Regions from separate parts of the Mus musculus genome. Here regions 1 and 2 are each linked to region 3. Evidence: chromatin contacts called from ENCODE POLR2A ChIA-PET data. All regions are on one chromosome and are shown on one strand. Each heading gives the region's core, a stretch centred on a gene start or an enhancer-like site at or near the end of the contact. The rest is flanking DNA. Distances are from core to core; before and after follow the strand shown. Region 1 holds the start of Nmt1 (N-myristoyltransferase 1). Region 2 overlaps Nmt1 (N-myristoyltransferase 1). Region 3 holds the start of Hexim2 (hexamethylene bis-acetamide inducible 2).

Region 1 (3,080 bases), core at 164-2,663, 100 kb after region 3:
GCAGAGTCAGGTGGATCTCTGAGTTCGAAGCCAGCCTGGTCTACAAGACAGCCAGGGCTACACAGAGAAACCCTGTCTCAAAAAACAAAACAAAACAAAACAAAAACAAAAAACAACAACAACAACAAACAACCACTCAATCACACACCCACAAGTCTCTACACAAAAATATACATATGTATACATACATACATACATACATACATATTGGGTGGGGGCGTTAGAGCAGCAGGAAAATAATATGAACTTAAATACATCATTTTTCGTGACTGGCTTACTGATGTACTGATTGGAAAAACAAAGACAAATACAAATTCTCAAATATCTGGCCCATTTCTTCTTCTCTACTAACAAAAGACTGAAATTACTTATAGTAAGACCCTGACCTACACAGTGACCTGTAACAGTACTAATCCCCATACCCGAGAGACAAGAACATCACCCCAAGTTTGGAGTCAATCTGTTCTACATTGTATGCCCCAGGCCAGCCATAGCTACACAGTAGAACCTGTCTAAAAAGGCAAAACATAACGAACAAAAAACCCCAGGGAGACCCTAAAGTACAAGACGTGCAGTAGTACCCCACAAATACCACATGTTCTCCAAGAAGCAACATCAGTTTATTGAAGCTTTGAGGCCCTTCACTAAATTAACAAAGTGAAGGTACAATGAAATTGACTCTTCACCGATTATTTGAGGCAACAGACACTGAATAAATCAAAACATCACATCACTAATAACATAGGATCATAGTGAGTTTATATTTCGGACTTGTCTGGCAGTTATATTTTACAACATAATTATATGCATGGCTTGTATAGCCTAGTGAATTTCCTCATTGAGCGTGAACTACAACGAAATGTTTTATTATTAGTTTATGGCTAGTCACGTTTCTCATACACCTTTATAAGTAACGTTCCTTCTGAACCGCAGCTTCTAGATTGCTCTGCATTGTACTACTGAAATCTACCGTTCAAAATGTTCTTTTCCCCCATCGTGCCTAAAGCAAGGGAGTGGTACACTAAACAGAACTTTTATATAATAAAAGTATTGCATGTCTCCGACCCTTAATATCTGAGCACCCATCCTGGTAAGTGACAAAGACAAAAACCAATCGCTAGGTAGGATCTCAATGGCTTAGCCAATAAGAACATGGGGGTGGGGTTAGACTAAGCTCCCGGTGACTTCCCCGCACCCCAGATACCCAGCTTGTGGGAGACCGGACAGGAATTGGGCTACGATGATCTCGTTACCTCCTGTTGTGGCTGTTGTCCTCCTCGTTCTCGCAATCGCTGCAGTGCTCATGGCCGTTTCCATTCCCTTCCATCATCAGTGGCAACGAAGGTGCCGGCAGCTTCACTGCTGTCTCACTCTCATCCGCCATCTTGGGTTGCGAGAGCCGGACTCCGCGCCCCGCTACATGGAGGGCTCCTATTGGACAGAGGAAGTACGCGCTGTATTCTGGGTTTTGTAGTTTGTGTGAAGAAATCTGCCACTAAGGGTGGCTTGTTTTCAAAAAACTGTACCGATGTGGACTACAAAACCCAGAAATCATGAAGGGACGCTGCCTTGGGAGGAGCGGGCAGCAATTCCGGAAGCCCCTAGGTTCGGCCGCCCTCTGAGACGAAGGGCGCTGTACGCCTTATAGGGTGGTCGCGGGGCACGCTGGGAGTTGCAGTTCCATGTTGAATTAGAGTTTCGCAAGTAAAGGGCTTGCAAAGTCCAAGGTTTTCAGGCCGCCCTTGGTAATCAACAGGCCACAGATGAGCCGTTATCGGCTAACGTTAAGGACCGTTACCATTCCTGGGTAAGTGAAAGACACTGAGGTTCATGGCTGCGATTCTCCAGGAGCTCAAATGCCCTTACAGAGGACTTTCCTATAGGTTTGCTCTCGGCTGCCTTCCCTACTCCAGCCTTTAGGGAGACCTGGGTCTTTGGAAATCTAAAACCGAGAGGCAGTGCATTGAGGTGTGTGGAACACTGCCCCCGAGCCAAAGACTTGATTGCTTGCAGGGGAGGCTTACCATTTCTTGGCTTCTAATTTTGCACTGCGCTCTTCTTCACATTTCCCTTTGATTCTCCTCTAGAGCCTTCCATAACAAGTCTTTTTTTTTAAGATTATGATAATTACACCATTTCCCCACTTCCCCTTTCCTTCCTCTAACCCCTCCCATATACACCCCACCTTGCTCTCAAATTCATGGCCTCTTTTTCTTTAGTTGTTGTTACATATGGGTGTGTGTGTGTTTTCCTAAATATATAAATATAGCCCGTTCAGTAAGCATAATGTTGTATGCAAATGATTTCAGGGCTGGTGTGCCTGGGAAGAACTATTTCCTCCCCCATTTTTAGCCTTCCTTAATTGCCTGTAGTTCTTAGTCTGGGGTTGAGGCCTCACGAGCTCCCCTACTCCCAACACAAGACTTTAATGAGCACTTACACGCCAGGCTCTGGCGTAAGACTTTTTGTACCTGAATTCCTATAATTTTAACAAGCTTAGAATGTGTTATGCCATTATTATTCCTTTTTCACAGATGAAAAGACTGTTCCAGAAAAGTTGGTACATTGTTTGTAGGCGGCAAAATCTGTCTATAAATCTGTATCTACCTACTCTGTGCCCTCTGTAAGGCTTCACCGTCACACCAGTCACACTGTTGGATCCAGGCAACTTCCAAGGACGAATCAGTTATAGCCAGGTAAATGCAGCATCTATCTTAGAATTGCCTAAATGCTTCTGTCCCTCTGGGCTTTGTCCTGTAACTAGCTAGTCTAATCATAATCCTGAGAAGATTGCCCAAAGACAAGGGCTTAGAGCCTTCCTATTTGTGCTGAGTATGCTGGGTGGTGAAAGACTGGGTCTTACCATCAGAGAGCTGCAAGGCCGAAAAGGGAAATGACCTTTGCCTTGGTAAAACTGAACAAGGGAAGAAGCAATTCCTTTTCTGACTCACAGAAAACAACAAGAGCAACAACAACAAAAAAGAAACTGCAGAGCTAAATATAGCCAACTCATCTTACTTGAGCGGCAGGCCCAGAGAAGTAAGACTCCAAAGATGCAAACACTCCTTGGTCATTTCTGT
Region 2 (3,265 bases), core at 415-2,914, 66 kb after region 3:
GGTGACAGGGCCTGCTCACCTGTCATGTTAGAAAGCTCCCTGAAGAGCCTTTGCCACGCAGGGCAGGCTTGAGTCCCGAGGTCAATCCACAGTCCTGCAGCATGCATGCCTCAGCTGTGCCCGGTGGGAGAGGCCCTTAACCTCTCTATTTAGGAGGCTCAAACAAGGCCAGCTGAGTTTCAGGGCCAGCCTTGGAAACCTAGTGAGACTATCTCAAATAAAAAGTATATCGGCAGTTAAGGTGCTCACTACAAAATGGATGATCTGAGCCCAATCCCTGGAGTCCCATGGAAACATGGGAGGGGAGACCGTACCCTGTGGCACCTGTGCCGCGCATGCACGCACACGACTGTGCAGGGCTAGTGGCAGGGTTCTTCCTTAGCTCGTGGCTGCTCTTCTGCATCAGTACCAGCCTCTCTGTGGTAGGTGGGAAAGCCCGGGGAGAGTCATATGCACCCTGAAAGAAGTCTTGCAAAGCTGGCCGTGTGTTGGTGGCCCTGGGGGCCCCTAGCTATACATACCACCTACCGCTGACCAGAAGAACACCAGGAGAGAGCAGACCGTTGAACTTCCTTTATTAGAAACAAGTGAGATGCCCGGAGTGGAACAGTACATTGGGTATCCCAGCAATGAACGCCCCCAGCACGGCCCAAAGAAAAGCCAAGACAATAGAGTGAAGCTCTCCGACCCTCAGATGCAGCACCTGATGGCCACAGTTAACACTTTAGTTTCATTCAATGAAAACCGCCCCAGCTCTCCTCCTCGGGCACAGCCCGTCTGTAGACCTGCCTTCACTCTGCAGCAAGACACAATGGGTCTCCTCTGGTTCAAGGACAGGCAGACAGGGCTAGAGAGACGCTCTAGCTCCCTTTTCTGAGAGTCTCTTTCTCTCTTAGACGTAGACAGCTCCATGAAACCTCTTCAGAGCCTTGGGGCCCCCAGGTTAGTTGAATGCTGGTCATCTCTGGAGACAGAATTCAAAACCACAAAGACACCTGCCTCTGGGCTTCAGAGCGCTAGCAAGTGAGGGCAACAAATGGCAGAAAGAAGGGGCAAGGCCTGAAATTTTCCATTAAAAAAAGGAGTGTTAGCAGAGCTTGGTGTGAGCCAATCCTCAGATAGCAATACTTTCAGACACAGGTCTGGGTGGGGATAGCAAGCCCACGCAGGCCTCAATTCAGAGTTAAGGCCTTTCTACCCAGCTCACTTTACAAACTAGTGTCTATGGTAGCGTGGAGAGTCGATCCAAAGGCAGGGAAGGAAAAGGTGGCCTTCAGGACATGGCAGAAGACTAGGGTTAGGCTCACAGAAGGCCTTCTTCCAACAGAGGCTGCCTGAGGCAGGTCAGCTTGGATGCCCCAAAGCCCTTCTTGTTTGGTCCAAGCTAGTCACAGGGCTGCCATACTGTGGAGTAGCTCTGAACCTCTTTAGCCCCTAATCCCACGAGGGTTAAATGAAGATACCAGAACGGTTTAGATAAAAATAAGACTTAAAAACAACCCCTGAGCCAACTCCTGTAGACCTGGGCAGGGCGCCCATCTCAAGGCAGCGGCAGAAGCAGAGCAAGCCACCTGGTTTTTGGGACAGAGGCCTTGCCAGCAGCTCTTCCAGAGCGTCTCCCTGGGGTTCACTGTTTTTGTCCCATGACCAGGGTCAATGAAACCAAAGCTCACTCCAGAGATTTGTGTTCCCCAAACCCCAGAAGCAATTTGAGCCGGGGGCTGGCTTGCAGCTGATAGAGAGTAAGACAGGAAGGCTTTCCACATTCCAGGCCCGCCCAAGAAGGAAAGCCTTGAGCACTCTGTCCTTTAAAGTGTGGGCACTTAGGGTAGTGTCTGATGACTGAGGCTGAGGGGAGCCCCGCCTCTGACCCCTCCCTTCTGGAGAACTCAGTGCACATTTTGCCAAGAACAATAGTTTCTTTGGTCTGAGTATCTTGGAGTCACAAGTCGGCCACCTTCGCTGGCACTTGCAGTTGGCAACACAGGACAGTGAAGGAGAGGGAGGTCCCTAAGCCTCTGATGAGACTCCTCCAAGCAGAGCTTCTGTCTCCAGCAGCAGTCTAGCAAGCAGGACGCATCCCTAGCACAGTTTCCTTCAGCAGAGGCGATGCGGCATTAGTTTCTGCAGGCCACCACCAGAAGCCACAGCATGCCTCAAACCCCTGCTCGCCTGTACGACAGCGTCATTCAGTTCTGGGGACAAGGCTGAACCTGGCTAGTGGCTAAGGCTTCTTTCCCTTATAAGGTCTCCCTGACCCCCAAGATGCCAAGAGGAGAAAGAGCAAAGAAATTCCCTACTATGTGTCACGTGGAGCTTTCTCTCTTGTAGCACAAGCTACAAGGAGGCTGGGTGTGGCTCGCTGACAGTTCAGCCCAATCCTGAGCCACTTGGCTCAACACCACTCAAGAATGCCCACATGGGCGGCCAACGTGGTCAGGGGCTTGACGACTTCTGGAAAAACTGGCAGCATTGAATAACCATCACTACCACCACAAAAACCCACAACAGCACCGATGATAATCAGACTCAGACACTGGCGATGTCGCCAAGTCTAGATCATCTCTAGTTACTGCTTCTTGCGGCCACTGTGGGCTGGACGCCCTGGGAAGGAGACAAAGGAGCACAGGAGATGGCTGAGGGGCTGAAGGCACAGGCAGGGGCTGGGACTCACCAGCCTGGGCATCGCCACACCACGCCTGCTCAGCCTCCCTGGGATACCAGCTCCCTCCTTGCTCTAATATGCCTTAGACAGAGCTTGCGCTCATGTGGTCTCAACGAGGTTCCAGATTCTACAAAAGGTCCAAAGTTCTTTTCAAAATGCCACCCATCCTAAGCAGTGAGGACAAAGTCTCTCAGAGGACACACACCTGTTAGGCTGCCAACAGCCAGCTCAGAAGCCTTCTAAAATCACTTGGTAGAATAGTGTCCTCCGGGACAAGGCCCAGGAGATGGAAGAGGGACTTGATTAATGAATCTACTTCCATGATTGTCACCACTTCCTGGTCTCAGGATGCAGTAGTCTGGCCTCTGCCCAGGGCCAGTTCCACCCTAAGAGCTTGTCCTGTCATGCTGGAGATCTGAGCCCTCTCCTGAGCTGGCAGTCCCTAGACCTTACCTCCTTGCTCAAAGCCTGCTTGGCAGCCAATTCCAAAGGGGAACAGGTGAGGCTCCCCAGATCCTCTTTCTCCTGCTGCCCCTGACAACAGCCACCGCTTCTGAAGAGACAGTAATTGTGCAATGCACATCTGTCTGCTGCTGTCCT
Region 3 (3,037 bases), core at 472-2,971:
GCAAACAACAATAACAGCAAAGGCCTGGGGTGTAGCTCCATGATAAAGCACTTTTCTAGCATTGGCAAGGCCCTGGGTTCAATTCCTAGCATTGTGAAATCAACAACAACAACAACAACAACAACAATAACAACAGAAACCAACTCTCTGATGTTTGGCTCTCTGCTATTTTGGAAGTGTGGTGATGGATAAGGGCCACCGAGAGCCAGCATGGGCTGGGACTCTGTGGGTTCCTGCTGTCAGCCCACATACTAAGTTGCCATTTACTGAGGACTTAGGCGCTTTCTCCCTCTCCTCTGAGGTTTTCCTGCCCTGCCTGTCAACCTGTACACCGAAATCTCTTGTCTTGACTCATTCTTGGTTCTCAGCCCGGAAAAAATAAATTTTTTTTTAAGTGCAAAATCTCTAACCAAGTTATTTGTCCTTGAGGTCACTTGTCATTGAGAGACAAGGTACTGTTATCAGAAGACCCTAAATGTAAGGTGGAATTTTGTTCCTCACAGGCTGCCTGATTCTGGAAAAGGTAGTGCAGCTCTCCAACCTCAGCTTCTGTCCACTGGAAATAACATCTACCTTGAAGGGCTTTTAGGAATTCATGAGCCATCATTGAATCACATTCTGGCCTACTTCCCAGAGCACAGTACAGACTCATTTAAAACACTGGCTTTCTAGCTGGGTGTGGTGGTGCAGGCTGTAATTTTAGCCCTTGGAAGGCTGAAGAAGAACGTTGTTGCAAGTTCGAGGCCAGCTGGGGATACACAGAAAGACACCCCCCCCCACCTCCCCCCTCAAGGTCTCAAACAAACGAAAATAAAATAAAATACTGGTTTTCTAAATCTACCAACCAACCAACAAGACAAAACAACAAAAGCCCTAGGATTTCAGCTATCTGACCCCACGTTTAGGGCTTTCAGGTGGCTGGGAGGGTGGGTACTTACCTTGGCCTCCTCCAGAGCAGCTGGTGACGCTGTGTTGCAGTTGGTATGGTTCACAGTGGCCATCTTCTCCTACTCTTGCAGCAGATGATGTCTTTAACTACTGTCACCTGCTTTGAACAACAACAGAAACCTAAGTCCTTAGGCAGAAGCTGGTTGGTCAGGAATTGTTTTGTCACAGCAGCAGCAGCCATTTTGTGGCCCCAGACCTGCATGGCCTTCACTTTCAAGTGAAGACTCGGAAGGCTGTTTCCATACTCTAGTCTTCACATTGCTAGCCAGCAAGGGACCAAGTGGGAGAGCAGAGGCCCTGGGCCTCTGCTCTCCTAATAAGTAAAGACAGGCTGGCAGTTAGGAGGGTAGGCCTGAGCTCTGTCACCCAGAAAGGACACTGCTTGGGGGATGCTGTGGAGAGGGTGGGTCTGTAGCTCCTGGAAGCCCCTATCTTGACCACCTTCAATCTCTCTAGGTTGGGACCTGGTCAGAGCCTATGGTTGAAGTCTTTTTGTCTACAGGGCCTGGACGGCTTCTCTCCTGTCTCAAGGAACGGGGAGCTAAAGGGAAGAAGTCTTCAAACTACATGCAGCTGACAGAAAGAAGAAGAAAAAAAATTCAATGGGAGTAAAAATGGAGTTCTTGGAGGAGGGAAAAGTCCTGGCAGGGAGATTTAACGAAGGTGGGACTGACCTATTTGCTGTCAAGGGCTTAGTGTACACCACTACCTCTGTGTGTCTTTCTGTGCGACCGCCTGTCCATGAGAGTCTCAACGCCTCTGCCCTATCTCTTGCTGCAGTAGCAGCAGCTCTGGCCAAGCCGCTAAAGCCCTAAGATGGGGGGGGGGGGAGGTGGAGGGGCGAAGAGGACAGCCTGGCAGCGCAATGGCTGCTGGGGGTTGTAGTTCTTCCACCCTAGGAAAGCTGCCCAGGATACTTTCAAGCTCCCATTACGTCAACAACCATGCCCAGGAACGCCAAAAAAAAAAAAAAAAAAAAAAAAAAAAAAAAAAAAAAAAAAAAAAACCTATTTGCCTTTGCGTGAACGTCCCGCGCTCACCGATCTCTTCTTTGATTGGGTCGCTTGTCTGCCAGTCTCCCGACTTTTGTCAACAACTAGCTGTGCGGAAGCACAACTGGACCCGCCCTGTCAGAGCTCAATTAAAGAGTTCATTGATGGCGTTAGGCTTTACCAGGGAGAAATAGAGATCCGGTCGCGGGGGCGGGGCTTGCGCGCGGAGGGATTCCCTAGCCTTGAGGAAGGCGACGAGCAGCTCGGGGGCCGCCGCCGCCGCCGCCATTTTGGGCTGGGAGGAGGCAGCGGAGGGACTCGCTGCGCAGTGAGAGCACCCCATGGGGGGTGGTCCGGGCGCGGGGAGAGGCCGGGCCGAGTGGGCTGCCTGAAGTGGCGGCGCCGGGAGACGGCGGGGAGTTGGGTCGGGGGCTGGGAAGGGTGAAGGTTGGCGTCTCCCCGGCCGAGCCCAGTCCTCAAACCGTCCCGGCAGCCTCTCCGCCTCGCCTTTGAGAGCGGCCTTTTGGGGTAATTACCGCGTATTTCCCGGGATCCCAGCAGAGGAGAGGCCAGTAAGACGGCTTCCCCTCTGCTGTGCTTCCACCGGGACGTGATCCTGAGGCCGAGGTCTGCCCAAGGCCTCTCGTCACCCCCATTCATCCCGGGTATGGCGGCCAGGCCCGGCGTAGCCGGACCCCCATCTGAAGGACGAGGTGGGCGCGACGCCAGTTGGAGACCCTGGCTCGCAGGGACGGGCCGAGGTTGCAACTCTGGCCGCATGCCCTGAGCAGTGCTAGTGAGCTGGAGGCTCCGAGGTTGCCCGGCCGGATTGCACCCGCCTCCCCACCCCCATACACCGTGTCCATCCCACTTCTCAGGGCTGCGAAAAGCAACAACCCTCTAACTTCTATAACAGCCACCAACTCCCCCTGGGACCAACTAGATCTGGGCACGTGGAAAGCTCGAGCTTAGCGCTTGGAAATTTCTGAGCTCTCTTGCCCTCAAGATTTCTCCCATCGAGCCCCGACTCTCCCAATGGCCTGACCTCGAACGTCAGCATCCGCTTTTGGAAACTCCTGAAGTGTGTCGCCCCACTT

What was found. ChIA-PET counts read pairs that join two places held with the same protein, here RNA polymerase II (POLR2A).
Region 1: POLR2A ChIA-PET joins it to region 3 with 17 read pairs in embryonic stem cell. The contact joins the promoter of Nmt1 here to the promoter of Hexim2 in region 3. POLR2A ChIA-PET finds 5 or more read pairs at or near these places in 4 of 5 experiments (Patski and embryonic stem cell).
Region 2: POLR2A ChIA-PET joins it to region 3 with 10 read pairs in embryonic stem cell. The contact joins the enhancer-like site here to the promoter of Hexim2 in region 3. POLR2A ChIA-PET finds 5 or more read pairs at or near these places in 4 of 5 experiments (Patski and embryonic stem cell).

Annotation. Positions count from the first base shown.
Region 1 is chr11:103,026,876-103,029,955 of GRCm38, reverse strand. Nmt1 (N-myristoyltransferase 1) reads right to left here and starts at 1,413. Exons shown (of 12, transcript NM_008707.4): 1 at 1,254-1,413. The coding sequence starts at 1,384. It also overlaps a transcript of Dcakd not described here.
Region 2 is chr11:103,066,206-103,069,470 of GRCm38, reverse strand. Nmt1 (N-myristoyltransferase 1) reads right to left here. Exons shown (of 12, transcript NM_008707.4): 12 at 563-3,265. Among named protein-coding and RNA genes, the nearest start is that of Gm42090, 20 kb to the right of the region's middle. Within about 2 kb of position 1,664, at least 1 of the 3 ENCODE cell types and tissues checked has a DNase peak (open chromatin) inside an H3K27ac peak, as active enhancers do.
Region 3 is chr11:103,132,043-103,135,079 of GRCm38, reverse strand. It overlaps Hexim2 (hexamethylene bis-acetamide inducible 2), which reads right to left and starts at 1,721. Exons shown (of 3, transcript NM_027658.2): 1 at 1,623-1,721; 2 at 939-1,045. The coding sequence starts at 1,001.